Regions from separate parts of the Homo sapiens genome. Here region 1 is linked to region 2. A link is a contact called in ENCODE Hi-C data. All regions are on one chromosome and are shown on one strand. The core of a region is the stretch at or near the end of the contact, and the rest is flanking DNA. Distances in the headings are between cores, read along the strand shown. Region 1 holds the start of CENPH (centromere protein H). Region 2 holds the start of ERBIN (erbb2 interacting protein).

The links. A loop is a pair of places that touch in the nucleus more often than their neighbours do. Pooled maps may share reads with other maps.
Region 1: a loop to region 2 is called in a pooled map, with 19 times the contacts of the local background. The contact joins the promoter of CENPH here to the promoter of ERBIN in region 2. A Hi-C loop is called at or near these places in 5 of 50 pooled maps.

The regions. Positions count from the first base shown.
Region 1 is chr5:69,187,716-69,190,927 of GRCh38, forward strand. It overlaps CENPH (centromere protein H), which reads left to right and starts at 1,868. Exons shown (of 9, transcript NM_022909.4): 1 at 1,868-2,053. The coding sequence starts at 1,920. It overlaps LOC112267932 (a long non-coding RNA gene), which reads right to left and starts at 1,762. Exons shown (of 2, transcript XR_002956215.2): 1 at 1,276-1,762. RefSeq lists enhancers at 1,480-1,719, 1,647-1,941 and a silencer at 1,800-1,919.
Region 2 is chr5:65,924,879-65,927,830 of GRCh38, forward strand. It overlaps ERBIN (erbb2 interacting protein), which reads left to right and starts at 1,697. Exons shown (of 26, transcript NM_001253697.2): 1 at 1,697-1,928. RefSeq lists enhancers at 1-421, 1-140, 1,046-1,670, 1,631-1,850 and a silencer at 461-1,550.

The DNA.
Region 1 (3,212 bases), core at 618-3,117, 3.3 Mb after region 2:
CTGATTTTACATCCTGTGCTTTTTTTTTTTTTTGAGACAGGGTCTCACTCTGTCACCCAGGATGGAGAGCAGTGGTGCGATCATAGGTCACTGCAGTCCTCAACGGCTGGGGCCCAAGTGATCCTCCCATCTCAGCCTCCTGAGTAGCTGGGACCACAGGTCTAAGTCACCACACCTGTTGTTTTTTTGTTTGTTTGTTTGTTTTTGTTTTAAGTAGAAACGAGGTCTCACTATGCTGCCCAGGCTGTTCTCCTGACTTCAAGCGATCCTTCCGCTTTGGCTTCCCAAAGTGCTGGGATTACAGGCGTGGGCCATCGCCACCAGTCCATTCTGTGTCTTTTGAACTGTTTTTTTGTTTGTTTGTTTGTTTTTCGAGAAGGAATCTTGCTCTGTTGCCCAGGCTGGCGTGCATCTCTGGTGTGATCTCGGCTCACTGCAACCTCTGCTTCCCGGGATCAAAGGATTCTCCTGCCTCGGCCTCCCCAGTAGCTGGGATTACAGGTGCCCACCACCACGCCTGGCTAATTTTGTATTTTTAGTAGAGACGAGGTTTCTCCATGTTGGTCAGGCTGGTCTCCAACTCCTGACCTCGAGATCCTCCCCCCTCGGCTTCCCAAAGTGCTGGGATTATAGGTGTGAGCCACAGCGCCCGGCTTTTTTTTTTTTTTTTGAGACGGAGTTTCACTCTGTCACCCAGGCTGAAGTGCAGTGGCGCGATCTCAGCTCACTGCAACCTCCGCCCCCCCGGGTTCAAACGATTCTCCTGCCTCAGCCTCCTGAGTAGCTGGGATTACAGGCGCCCGCCACCACACGCAGCTAACTTTTGTATTTTTAGTAGAGACGGGGTTTCACCATGTTGGCCAGGCTGGTCTTGAATTCCTGACTTCAGGTGATCCACCCGCCTCAGCCCCCAAAGTGCTGGGAGTACAGGGGTGAGCCACCACGCCCAGCGAATTTAACTTTTGTCAGGAGCCGTATTACATTGACAATGGAGAGGAAGAAAACAGCACAGTATGATCAAGTTTAACTAGTGGGTAATTAGCTGTAAAAGAACTCTCGACTCTTGTTCAAAGAGGTTCAAGCTGCTGTGCTTGTGCGGCAAGGACAGTGTCCAAATGAAAAACTACAAATCAGTCATCTGTCCTTCATTTTCTCCATTCCCCCCACTCACTACACAGCTAAGAAAGCTCAAAGGTACCCTGCAGACACTCAAAACTTGAGGGCACGCAACTCTCAGTTACGAGTGGTGGCAATCATAATGACAGAATGAAGTACCAGTGCAAGAAACTGGAAGCGTGTGGATGTCTCCAGGCTGGAAGTCTGGGTTCGAAATGTCTGCAATGCCTCGCACTTGTGGCCCGTCCCTGATCTTCAGAAGCCACTGGTTTCTCCGCCAAACAAAGGGTATGCACCTCATGGGCTCAGGTCAAAAAAGTCTTCTAAACAACCCTCTAATGTTTATCTTTCACAGCCTGCCGGGCACACCCATCTTCAAAGGCAGAGGACGGAAAAGTGCCAAGATGGATGGACATATGGCTGTCGCCGCACTCCCGTGTCCAAGCGCCAAGGCCGAATGACCACTTAGGTCAGGAGATTTTTCCCCTCCAGGCTGCTGTTCCCGGGAGATGTCCCAACGTCTCTAGTCCAGCCCCTAACTCAGCACTCTACACATCCGACGCTTAACGAAAGCTATTCCAACTTTTTACCAGCCGTCTGCAGTTATTTTCACCAGTAGAGCCCGGATGAAAGAGGAGCCCGTAGTAACCACGGCAACCGAAAAACAAGGCGGAAAGGGTGGGGCCCTGGGCGGAAGGGGCGGGGCCCTCGGGCCTTTTCCCGGCGTCCATTTAGTGGCGGGAAAAGCGACCTTTTCTGAGCGCGTTTGCCTGTTGAGTGGTAGCCTTTCCCCTCAACCAGCAATGGAGGAGCAGCCCCAGATGCAAGACGCCGACGAGCCCGCGGACTCCGGAGGGGAAGGCCGGGCAGGCGGGCCACCGCAGGTCGCCGGCGCCCAGGCGGCGTGCAGCGAGGACCGCATGACCCTGCTCCTCAGGTTGTTCCCTTTGGCCTCCTCAGCCGGGGCCAAGTGGGCGTTGTGGCCCGGAACTCCGCCCTTGCTCAGAAGGGCTAGGGTTCGAATTCACGCTCGGTCACGTCAGGTCTCCGTGATTGCCTCATTCACTTAAACTGTTGAAGCTCTTTCTTCATCAGCGAAAAGGAGAGAAAAATGACCCCCTGGAGAGAGGTTACAAGGGTTAAATGAGATAGTCTAGGAAAGTGTTGAGCACAGTGCCCCGGGCCCTTAGAAGCTGTAATTTCTCCTCCTGTTTCCCCGCCCTCCCCCTACCTCTCTGGTTTACAGACAAATTGAATGCCAGAGCTAAACTGGAAGGAAGGTGCCCCTACCATTTCTTTTAGAACTACGACCCTTTGTAACCCAGAAGCTTTATATGTTATAAATTCTACTAAGCGGACGGTGTTTATACTTTTCCACTAAGCGGTTGCTGGGGAAGATTCGATGAGAAGGGACATTCGTCTTCTAAACTAGTGAGCAGGAGAAGGTCCTGGGCCAAATCTGCCTAACTGCCTATTTTTGTGTGACCACTCAAGCTAAGAATAGTTTTTATGTTTAAGTGTTGCAGGGAAAAGATCATAAAAATATTTCATAACACGTGAACTCTATTAGAAATTCAAGTTTCAGTTTCCATAAACAGTTTTATTGGAGTACAACTTTCCTGCCACAAGGGTGGAATTGAGTAGCTAAAACAGAGACCGTGTGACTCACAAACCCTAAAAAATTTACTATCAGGTCCTTTACAGAAAAAAATTTGCGGTCCTCTGTTCTATATCATAACAGAGGTAGTTTTAAAAAAATCATTATTGGCTGAGCGCGGTGGCTCACGCCTGTAATCCCAACACTTTGGGATGCCGAGGCAGACGGATCACCTTAAGTCAGGAGTTCAAGACCAGCCTGGCCAACCATGGCCAACATGGTGAAACCCCGTCTCTACTAAAAATACAAAAATTAGCTGGGCGTGGTGGCGGGCGCCTGTAATCCCAGCTACTCAGGAGGCTGAGGCAAGAGAATTGATTGAACCCGGGAGGCAGAGGTTGCAGTGAGCAGAAGATTGTGCCATTGCACTCCAGCCTGGGCAATAGAGCAAGACTCTTGACTCAAAAAAAAAAAATTAATTACCATTTTTTTCTTTCTT
Region 2 (2,952 bases), core at 447-2,946:
TTGAGGCTTTCTATTTGCCATATGTGTTGACAGAATGCTTAAGAGTCTCTCTCCGCAATAAACGCGAACCCTGCCAGGCTGAATTATTAGGGCCAGCGCAATTCAACGACTGCACCACCACCGAACCGCTGGGGTTGGAAGCCTGCGTCGCATCGGAGCGTACCCATGTTTCTTCTAACAAAGGCACGATCTTGAGGCCATTTCGCGGGCCCTTTTCCCACTCCCAGCGCCAGCTTTGTCTCCCCGCCGGTATGAGGCTGAGACTTGGAGGAGGCTGAGCTGCGCCGCTGGGGAACAAGCTCGAAGGGCGGGCGTGGGAAGCTGCACCGCGCTGCCGCTGTGGTTTCCTGCGACCTGACCGTGCCATTAGAGGAAGTTGGAGTGCTGCAGCTGCAAGAGATACCTGCTGCCTTCAAATCAGGGCTGGACTCCAACAACCCCTGTGCACCGATTACTGTCGTACAAAGAAACTCCATCGGCCGGCGCGGCGGAGGCCTGTGGGCTCTCTATCTCTCTGGCTGGGCGCTGGGCCGCGAGCAGACAGCAGGGTCGGCGTTGCCAGCGTTCCCCACCCTGGGGGGCTCGGGAGTCCGGGAGTGCGGGGTCGGGGAGCGGGCAGGGAGCAGCGGGCAGGCCTCGAGGGGCCTGGGCCAGAGTGGGCCTCACGGCGCGCCTTGCACGCGAACCCACGGCCGCCGGCTGCCCCTCCCCCGGCCCCCGGCCCGCTGCCCCCAGCCGCCGACGTCGGCCCGCACCGCCCCCGCGCGCTGACTGGCCCGCGCAGGCCTCCTGCCCGGCTGTTGGCGGTTGGGGCGAAGCCGGCGGGAGGCCGCCCCGCCCCCGCCCCCGCCGCAGAGTCGCGGCGCGCAGCCTCTTCACCCGTCGCGGCCGGGGCGGTGGCGCTGTTGCCGCCGCGGCCTGTGAGGCAGTAACTCCCCTCCGCCCCTGCCCCATTCCTCCTCCTTTCTCTCCGCTCCCTCCGTCCTCCCTCCCCTCGCCGTCTCTCGCTCGAGTGAATGTGGCGCGGCGGCGCGGGACGCAGTCTCGGCCCCTGCCGCGGCCCCGCAAGCTCGTGAGGAGACGGAGCTGCCTCCTGCTCCCGCCCCCTGCGCGTCTCGGGGAGCCACCGCCGCTGGCGAAGGAGAACAAGCAGGGCAGCGGAGGGACGGTGGCGGGAAAACGGGAGAGGGAGGAGAAGAGGGTTCGAGGGCGAGTAGGGAAAGCGGGGAGGGACGGACGGAAGGACGGACGGCCCGACGGACGGCCCGGGGAGGGGGCCGCTATTGAGCCTGCCCGACTCCTCGGCTCCGGCTCCGGGTGGCGGCGGCAGCGGCGTCGCGGACGAAGGGCGCGGCAAGCGCTATCGAGACAATAACCCTGCCGCCCGGCTCTGGGGGCAACGGAGAGGAAGCGGTGGCGGCCTAGCGCGGCCGAGGCTCGCCGAGCGCCCGGGCAGCGTCCTCGCCCCCGCCGGCCGGGTGCTGCTGCCGTCCGGTGTGCCGGGCGCGCCGGTTGCCCGGAACCCGAGGCTCCCGGCGGCCGTCCCCTCCCCTCCCCCTCTCCGGTGCGCGCGGAGCTGGTTTTCCGGGTTCCCCTGGACGGAGCTGGATCCTGCTTCTCGCCAAGGCAGGAAGTGAGTTTCGCACTGCAATTCCGGGCGGTGTCACGAGTGAAAAGTTTTGTTTTTTTTTTTTTCGGCGGAGATCCTCGTTGGGGCTGGGAAACTCCTGCAAAACTCGAGACCAGGAAGCCAGCCCGCACCCCAACCCCCACCAAAGCCACCTACTCTTCTTCTGTGGGAGGCCAGTCCACATCCGCTCTCACCCGAGAGAGATATTCAGCTGGATCCAAAGTGACTGATGAAGGGAAGGAAATCATGTCAAGCGAAGCCTTGAAAAAGCTGCCCTGAGACGGTGTCCCGCCGAAAGGTAATTTTCACGAAAAGTGTCTCTGAGTCACAAAGTTCATGGGACTTTGTGACTCGGAAAAGAGATGATTCTTTAGTGTTTTTCACTCTTCTCCAAGTTGCCCTAAACCCTCCTTTTCTCATATCGAAGCGGTTAATAATTGAGGGGCTAAATAATCGAACTGCACCCCACCGCGTCCCTTCTCCCCCCTGCCCCCCCCACCATCTGGACTTTGAATTTTTTGGAAGAGGTTGTAAGAATGCGGTGGGACGAAAAGTTTTTAGTAATCCGAAGAACGATTGCCTTTGTTCAGCACAGGGGCCAGAAGTTTTGGCTTTCTGGAACGTATAGAGTGTATATTAAGTTGCTCAGCCAGGCACCTTCTGTTTGGGAAGAAAGTTTGGTCGCTGCAGTGAGTGATTTGCTGTTATTGAGATGGCTGCCGCGTTTGTTTATACTCATACCGATTATATTGGCGCTTGCGTTAATTGTATATAGAGGTATTTATTTTTATTTTTTTATTTCCAACCCTGATCAGTATATTTAGTTAGATTTTAGAAACCAAAAAATCTTGCCATTCTTAGTTGTTTTTCAGGGTGAGTAATATATTTCTTTAGTTGTGTGTAGTGTGTGTTTTTCAGACGTTTAGCGCCGTATAACTTGTTTAATTAATTGAAAGCAAGGATCGACTAGGCTTTTCTTGTAACTGATCCATTACGAAGAAAAAAGGAGTAAGGACTAAGAATAGGGAGAGATAATTAAACAACATTAACAACCTGTAAGACGTTTAATAGGACTTCTGTACAGTTCAGAACAGACGATGGGAGGGGAAGTAAAACGCTTAAAACGATTTTCAAGGGAATCACAGTGATTGTGATAAAAAGCTGTGCTTTTCGAGTAGTATGGTCTTTACATTTTTGTGTTGTCCCAAATGTTTTTGGTCGGTTCTGCATAAATAGTGATAGGTTCTGCCTACATCTGTGGGGGCAGGATTCATGAAGCATGGCAGACATTCCACCAGTCAGAGCTATGAACACTTCTGAAC